2 separate regions of the Homo sapiens genome follow, and region 2 is linked to region 1. Evidence: chromatin loops called from intact Hi-C (ENCODE). Cell type or tissue: HepG2. All regions are shown on one strand. Links, peaks and the distances in the headings refer to the core of each region. The heading gives the core; the rest is flanking DNA. Region 1 overlaps HK2 (hexokinase 2). Region 2 has its middle 52 kb from the start of HK2-DT.

What was found. Hi-C counts contacts between places; a loop is a spot of excess contacts. Peaks named below come from ENCODE experiments on the same cell type or tissue, not always from the same donor. Only the 100,000 strongest peaks of a DNase experiment are listed, where the experiment ranks them.
Region 2: a loop joins it to region 1, with 18 times the contacts of the local background. A loop is called at or near these places in 1 of 110 quality-filtered maps.

What each region holds. Positions count from the first base shown.
Region 1 is chr2:74,863,989-74,868,385 of GRCh38, forward strand. HK2 (hexokinase 2) reads left to right here. Exons shown (of 18, transcript NM_000189.5): 3 at 3,648-3,796. Among named protein-coding and RNA genes, the nearest start is that of HK2, 32 kb to the left of the region's middle. In HepG2, for the core only: no CTCF peak of the experiment used is centred there; a DNase peak (open chromatin) is centred at 2,253.
Region 2 is chr2:74,779,319-74,783,715 of GRCh38, forward strand. No RefSeq gene overlaps it. Among named protein-coding and RNA genes, the nearest start is that of HK2-DT, 52 kb to the right of the region's middle. In HepG2, for the core only: no CTCF peak of the experiment used is centred there; no DNase peak of the experiment used is centred there; H3K27me3 peaks cover 2,527 bases.

The DNA of each region.
Region 1 (4,397 bases), core at 152-4,151:
AGTGTTCTGATTTGCCTGAGCCTCTCCCAGTTTTGGCATTGAAAGTCCCATGTCATAGGAAACCCCTCCATCCTGGGCAAACTGGGATGGTTGGCCACCCTACATGGCCCTGGAGCTCATGCCCTCACTGCTGCTCAGCTCAACTGTGGCAGCAGCCCTTGAGCTGCTTCCTTGTGCTATCCCAGCCCTCCACAGTGCCACTAGAGCCACTAGAGCCCTTTTGGAAACAGATCTGACCTTCTTAAGAACGAAAGAAAGTCCTTGGCAATGGTATTTGCTGTGCGTTTATAGCCATGTCACGTGAGCCCTATGTTGTAGCTACTCTGGACATGCCATTTTTTGGCACCCACAAATTAATGCCAACTTATAGTTATACCAAACCTCTGTCCTGCCTTACTGGACACCAGAGCATGCCACAAACCTCCATGGCCTTGACAGGGAGAAAGGGAACAAGTACCTTGATAGGATCTATTAACGGAGGAATAATTTACTGTGTTTCTTCTTTGTTGTTGTTGTCATTTGTTTGTTTTTTTTTTGAGACAGAGTCTGGCTCTATTGCCCAGGCTGGGGTACAGTGGCGAGATCTCAGTTCACTGCAACCTCCACTTCCTGGGTTCTAGTGATTCTCTTGCCTCAGCCTCCCAAGTAACTGGGATTACAGGGCTACGCCACCATGCCCGGCAAATTTTTGTATTATTAGTAGAGACAGGGTTTCACCATGTTGACCAGGCTGGTCTCAAACTCCAGACCTCAAGTAATCTGCCCGCCTTGGCCTCCCAAAGTGCTGGGAATACAAGCATGAGCCACCACACCCAGCCTGTGTGTTTCTATATGTTCACATACAACATAGTCCATGTTTCACGTAAGCATCACAACCGCTGGGAGATGTCAGCATTATGAATCCTGTTCTACAGGTGAGGTGACATGCTCAGAGAGCCCTGTGATGTGCCCACACCACACAGGTAGTGAAGCTGCTGAGCTGGAATTCAAAATGAGGCCTGCCTACCTGTCTAAGGTCCAGTGCCTAACCACTGCTCTGGCATGGGCACGTAACCATGCGTGGGCGTTACGAGAGGGCCCGTCTCAGGATTGCCGAGTCACAGTGCTAGGCCTGCCTCAGATTCCGGACTTGGAAGGAATGCAGTCATTGGCTATGGTGGTTGTGGCTTCCTATGTGTGTGGAGGAGGGCTGCAGGGAGGAGGGGTGTCAGGGAATGTGTGTTCCAGAGGAGTCCTGTAAGCAAAGCAAGAGAGGACCTCCTTCCTGGGAACAGGTTCATCAGCAATACTTTATTATTTGTGTTTTCCCTTCAGTCCATCAGAAAATCCTGCACACCACCCGTTCTTGGTGGAGCTGTGGCCTCTGAGTCCAGCTGGGCTGGCCTCGGATGATGACCCACCAGGGGCAGCCTCGCCACCTCGGTCCCCTGTGGTCACTGATTCAGCGGATCGCGTGTATCCTGGACTTGAGAGTGCTGATGAGGCATTTCATCTTTGATATCCCTTTCATCCCTCATGACAGCCACCACGTTGTGTTTCCTAGAATTTGGCTGAGTTCCCACTACCAGGGAAGGCTCAGAGCTGGAGTGTCTGGAAAAGCCACCCATGGCCATGAGGCAGGCAGGCTAACCCCAGATGAGGGCGATGTTGCTGTAGCTAGCCCGCAGCTGTAGCTAGTGGTGGGGCCACCTCTAGTCACTGGGCAGGAAATGGAAAATTAGTGCCCCTAAGGAGGAATGCTGCCGTCACTGGAGCCAATTCCAGTGACTTTTCTTGGACAGGTTTCTGCAATCCCTTCTGCTTTCGTTGGCCTGGAAGAGTCAAGTGAGGCTGTGGGACAGGGTCTGCCTAGAGCCCGGAGAGAGAGTACCTAGTACTTACTGAGTGTGTCCTGAGTTCTTGGTCCTGCACCACACTTGTGTGTCTAATTTTTCCCCTCACAGCAACCCAATGAGATGCAATGTTCCCATTTTAGAGATGAAGCAGCTGAGGCTCAGAGGCTCAGGAACTTGCCTCTGCTAAATAGTGGCCGGGGTTCTGGAGCAGGTGATGTGGGCTCCAGAGCCAGTCTCCGTGTGTCACATCGCCTGACACACTTCTGGTTGTGTGGTCTCTGGTGGATGATGTCTACCGTTTTCCCTCTTGGGACCCTAGGGACTGTGGGTGGTGTTCTCAGGGAGCTGGTCAGATGTGACTTTTCTCAGGGCCTAAGTGCTGGAGGTGCTGAGTGCACCTGGGTGTAAAACAAACATTCTTGGGTTATTGAGTCAGAGCATCTCCCTGACCTCTGACCCATTCCGCTTCACTTCAGTGCTGTTCTCCCACCAGGAAAGGGGTTGAGTGTTGACAAACATGCCAATAAGTGAACCCCCCAGGAAATTGCCTTGTATCCTTGTATCCTTTGAGAAGGTTGTGGCAGGGCAGCAGAAGACTGGCGGTGCTGCTCGCAGTTGGGGCAGTCACCTGCGGATGCGCCTTGCCTGCTCCGCCAGCCCCTGCCCTGCTGCAGGTTCCGCGCCTCTTCAGCACTTTCATTCTGTGCCACACAATGGGGCCCTTCCCCATAGTCGGTGGTATTATCACCCAGGATCTGGATGTTTCCTGTCTACACTGCTGTTTCCTGGAGGGTAGGAACTGCACCTTCCCAGTGACACATGACAGTCTTCACCCATCTGTGTCTGTGGCTCCTTTCTGGAGTCTCACTCATCCTCTTTCCTGCTCCCCCACAGCTTTTCTGTTGCTTCAGTGGCCTGACTCTTGTCGTACATACATGCTCTGGGGTCAGCATTCTCTTGCATTCTGATAAGCCTGAGATCCTTTGAGGGGGCACCTGCTTGCCTTATTCACCAGGCCTCAATGTGTTGGTCCTCATTCCACTCCATCACATGACCCCTCTGGTCTTGCTGCAGGACATGGCCCTCATAATATGCAAACATTAGAAAGTAAATTTAGTACTGCAATTGCAATATGCAAACATAATATGCAAACATTAGAAAGTAAATTTAATACCGTGCTTGCAATTTGGTGTTCTGGGGGTATGAGGAACAGGATGGAGGCATGCACCCCTGGCATGGGGCTTGCTGAAAGCACTGAGGAGGTAGTCGGCTCTCAGGAGGGGGTGAGCACATCGTTGGATGCGAAACTGTCTTATATTGTTGATTGAATTATAAAAGTAATGTATATGCGACAGAATACTACTTAGCCATAAAAAGGAACAAATTAATGGCATTCGTAGCAACCTGGATGGGATTGGAGACCATTATTCTAAGTGAAGTAACTCTGGAATGGAAAACCAAACATCATATGTTCTCACTCATAATTGGGAACTAAGCTATGAGGATGCAAAAGCATAAGAATAATACAATTGACTTTGGAGACTCAGAGGAAAGGATGGGAAGGGAGTGAGGGATTAAAAAAAAAACAGCCCTGTGAGTTTCCAGTTTTAATAAAGCTCTGAGAATTAAAAAAATAATAATGTAAAGGTGTATAGCATGAAATTAGACTATATGTAATGTCTGTAGAGGAGTGAATCCCACTGGCCGCCCCTTACCCACAGATATTCCTGGAGGGACTTGGAGTTTTAAGTCTCGGTTGGTTCCTGGAAGAATTTTGCCCAAAATTAATAGTGGCCCTTCCTTTCTCTGCAGAACACGGAGAGTTCCTGGCTCTGGATCTTGGAGGGACCAACTTCCGTGTGCTTTGGGTGAAAGTAACGGACAATGGGCTCCAGAAGGTGGAGATGGAGAATCAGATCTATGCCATCCCTGAGGACATCATGCGAGGCAGTGGCACCCAGGTATGACCCTTCTCTCAGGGCAGCCCCTGGTGACAAAAAACTTCCTTGGCATGTTCTTTCTGTACTTTCTCCAGCCGCTCCCAGCGTGTGGATAGGCAGTCACCCAAGACACTCATGGATGCCAGCACAGCTGTAAGGGCTCCCTCTCAGCCGGAGCTCAGGCTGTTCTGGTTGTATTTTATACCCAACATGTACTCAGTATTAAAAGGAGTGACTAGAGAAGAAGCATGAAATCCAAGTAAGACGCTGTTCAGTGTTGTCACATCTCGGGCCTCAGGGCTTGGAAGAGGTCAAGCCCTCTGATTCGTGGTCGGCTGTTCCCTCTCCCACACAAGGCTCCCTCCTGGGAAAGGAATTTCTGACCATGAGTAGAACACGCTGGGGAGATATTTTTAGACTCATTATTTGTCTTTGGGGTGGCCTTGAGGTAAACCTGCTTTCCTTGTTATCATGCTGGGGTTGGAGAAGGGAGGCTGCATCCCTAGGGCTGTGGGCATTTGAGCTTTACCGAAGTTGTCACGTGGCTCCAGTATAACGTCAGGAGGGACACAGAGGGTAGCGGCCCTTCCACTGCCACTCCTATGCCTGCACCAAGCTGAGG
Region 2 (4,397 bases), core at 187-4,186, 85 kb before region 1:
GCTGCGTCCGAATCATCTGAGAAGCAGATGCAAGCTGCATTACACAATGCAGATTTCTAGGCCCAACCCCAGAGATTCCTATTAATTATGTCTGGGTGGGGCCTGGCAATATGTATTAAGGGAATGTAAATTCATTTCATTATGAGACTCTGTTGACACGCTTGAGATAATTAGAGACACTTGAAAGCAGTCACACCAGAACTGTGAATCACTGAATTAGAAGTAAATGTCAAGTACACTTGAATAATCGAACAGAATATACTAAGACTATGTTATCTGATTAGTTCCAAGCCTTTATGGCAACGATGCCACTTATCTCATTATGAAATGTCTTTCAGTACAAAAAAAATGACCATCATTGAAAACTTCTCAAGCAGGCATGACCTCACAGTGTCCTTTAGCATCAGGAATAAATGGGCACTCATCCAGCCTCTCCCAGGTGACCGTCACCTACCGAATGCCACAGCTATGCTGCAAGAGGTGGGGCAAAGAACAGCACACCTAGCTTTCTTGAAACTTTCCTTCCTTCACTTCAGTAAATCCATTTCCTCTAGGTCTTTCTTGACTCTTCAACTTTTCATTTATTTATTCAGTAAATACTGATTGTATGAGTGCAATCAGACTCTGCTGGACACTGGGGATACAGTGGAGGGCGGGGTTTGTGGGCCAACCACAGGTTGATGTCATGAGTGCTGTGAAGGTGCCATGGAGTGCCTAGGAGGGGGTCCCAACCCAAATATCTTCTTGCCCTTCTCCTGTCTCTAAGTATTGTCACTTTCTAAAACTCATTGATATGATTTGGCTCTCTGTCCCCACCCAAATCTCATCTTGAATTATACCCCCATAATTCCCATGTGTTGTGGGAGGCACCCAGTGGGAGACAATTGAATCATGGGGGCGGTTTCTCCCATACTGTTCTCATGGTAGTGAATAAGTGTCATAAGATATGATGGTTTTATAAGGGGAAACACTTTTCACCTGGTTCTCATTCTCTCTCTTGCTGCTTCCATGAAAGAAGTGACTTTCGCCTTTTGCCATGATTATGAGGCATCCCTAGCCACGTGGAACTGTAAGTCCATTAAACCTCTTTCTTTTGTAGATTGCCCAGTCTCAGGTATGTCTTTATCAGCAGGCTGAAAATGGACTAATACACTCATTTTTGTGCAAACCTACCTAAAATGGCATTTATTGGCAGAATATTGGTGCAGAACAGGGATGGCCATGACCAGCAGACTGGCTGGATTGCAGGTGGCCCCAGCAGGGAGACTCTCACAGTTGGTGATGAGAGAAGTTCACACTGTAGGTCAGTCAGCATCAAGAAGGTTCAAGCAGCTGGGAAGTGATGAAAACCCTGGTAGGCAGGTGAGAGCTTGATAGGCAGGTGTTCCACTAATCCAGCAGTGGTCATGTGGATTCAGCCTCAGTGTTCTGGGCCAGGACTAGGATGGGGCTTTGTCCAGAGAGACTGGGAGACTGAGCAGGGGATACAGGCATGGACACAGACATGGGCATGATGGGGAGGGGTAGTGGTCAGTGAAGGATTCCTTGAAGAAGGGATGTCTGAGCTGAAACCTGAAGACTGACTCAGAAGTAACTAGACAAATAGAGGAGGAAATGATTCCAGGAAGAGGGAGCAAAATGTGAAGGCTCGAGAGAAGAAGCTACCAATGCCTGCTATCTGAACAGAATCAATGAGTTGCCTTTCTACTTAGATTGAATGAGAGCTCAGAAACCTTCACACCTGGAGAGTTTGGCCAGGCCCTGAAAGACATCAAGAAGTCTGCAAAGGGGACAGAATCCAGGAGTGACGCTCCTTCCTACCTAAAGAGAATATTAATAACCTTTGCATGGTTGTTTGGAAGGTCGTGAGGTGGCCAATTTTCAGGCTCTTCTCTCTCTTAGGGATAGCTAGGTGATAGGAAAGAAAACAAGAGGCTCTTATATATTTTACTTCCACAAAGTAAAAGTGGAATCCCCATAATGGATTATTTTGCTTTAAACAGTATTTTAAAAAGGTAAGAAAAGAAAGAAAAGCAGATATTAAAAGCATTTCCCAGCTCTTTACTATTTTTGATGCTCTTCTTTCCTTCCCGTGGATATGAATTTTCTTATGGTATCACTTCCCCTTGGCCTGAAGAAATTCCTTTAACATTTCTCTTAGGTGGATTTATTGATGAGAATAAATCCAGTTCTTATTTGCCTAAAATTTTTTTTACCTTCAATTTTAAAGGAATTTTTACTAGGTATAGAATTATAGTTTGACAGTTATTCTTTCAACACTTTACAGATGTGGTTCTGTTGTCTCTGGTCTCTTGTTTCTGGGGAGGAATGAGTTGTCATTGTTATCACTAGTTCTCTGTATGTAGTGTTTTTCCTCCTTTTGTACTTTTTAAGATTTTATCTTTCTCTTTTGTTTTCAGAAATTTAACTGATAATATGATTTTCTTTGTATTTATCCCACTTAAGGTTTGATGGACTTCTTAGGTCTGTAAGTTTATGTTTTAAATAAAATTTGGAAAAATTTTTGTCCATGCTTCTCTAAGCATTCTTTCTGTATAATTTTCTCTCTCATCTCTTTCTGGGATTCCAATTGCTTGTGTGTTAGACTTCATCTTGCAAATTGTTGAGACTCTATTCATTCCTTTAAATTTTTTTTCCATTGTGATTCAATTTGGATAATTTTTATTGAACTGTTGTTAACTTCACCAATTCTTGCTTCTATAATACATTGTTTAATCTTTATTTCATCCAATGAGTTTTTTAAAATTTCACATATTAGAATTTTCAGTTTTGTAAGCCTCATTTTGTTTTTTATTAGCATTTCATTTCTCTCCTGAGGCATCTCATTCTTTCGTCTATCACACCCATCCATAGGTGCTTTAATACATTTATCATAGTTATTTTAAAATCCTGTCTGCTGATTCCTATATATGGGTTGCCAAGATGTCTGTTTCTATTGACTATTTTCACTTGCTTATGGGTTTCCTGCTTCTTCACAAGTAAGTACTATTCATTATCGTGCATATTACATTGTAGAGATTCTGGGTTGACCTATCTTACTCTGATGAGGATAGAGTTTTGTTCCAGCTGGCAGTTACTGAAGGATCACCTTGTTTCTATGAATATTTCATTTAGACTCTGTATGGCAAGTCTATTTTACTCTGAATCCTAGGTTTAGGCCTTAGTCTTGAGACGTGGCTCTTACTGCTAAGTTATGGCCCTTCTGGAGTTTCACTGTAAAACTAAGGCCCTCTGAATTAGTGAGATTTCTTCAAACTCAGTCTCCCCAGCACTAGACAGCAATGGAAATATCTGCACAGGCTTTCAGCCTCCCATTTGTTGCTTTCTACTGGCTTTCTTGGACCTTTCCCTGAACATGTACAGTTCAGAGTCATCCAAGGATTTGAGGAGAATTTGCACACAGATGTTGGGCTTCCTCCTTTGAGACTCCTTCCGTTCCAGGATTTCTCTCTCAATATCCAGCTGTTTTGCCAGTCCCAAACTCTGACCTCTGACTCCTTAGCCCAGTAAGACTGATGATTTCTGCCTGAGCTCTATTTCCATACACTACACTACACAATCCTTAGGGGAAAAATGGGATAAATATGGATCTCATCTGCTGTGTTTTTCTTCTTTTACTTTTATTTTTTGGAGACAGAGTCTTGCTCTGTTGCCCAAGCTGGAGTGCAGTGGCATGATCTTGGCTCACTGCAAGCTCCGCCTCCCGTGTTCATGCCATTCTCCTGCCTCAGCCTCCCAAGTAGCTGGGACTACAGGCGCCTGCCACCACGCCCGGCTAATTTTTTGTATTTTTAGTAGAGACAGGGTTTCACCATGTTGGCCAGGATGGTCTTGATCTCCTGACCTCATGATCCACCTGCCTCGACCTCCCGAAGTGCTGGGATTACAGGCTTGAGCCACTGCGCCCGGCTTGTTTTTCTTCTTTTAAAAGTCAAATCCTCTTAAGTTTCTGTATGTTCTTCACTTCTCGCCAATGCTTTCAAATAATTTTTTTAAAATTTTGTCTGGAGTTTAAATTATCAACAGGAGAATTAATTCAATATAGAATTACTGGGACAGGGATAGCATGGAAGTTGATTTTATTCTGTGTATCTGACTTAAAAGGCTGTGATTCCAAAGCAAAAGTGGTAAGAATGCTCAAACAACTAATTTGGGTAGTAGGGGAGTTTAAGAGCCAAACCCGGACTTTCGTAGAGTCTAAAATTGGCATTCAGGACAGTGAGCCTGGAGAGCAGTTAGGAGGCTGAGGTCTTTGTGTGGGCATGTGTTGAAAGCTCATTTTAGAGGGGTGGTGATGGAAACAGGGATGGTACAGGAGGGTTTAGCTAGACAAGAAAGACCTGGGTCTCACTGAATAAGGAGGAAAAAGGAGAAGG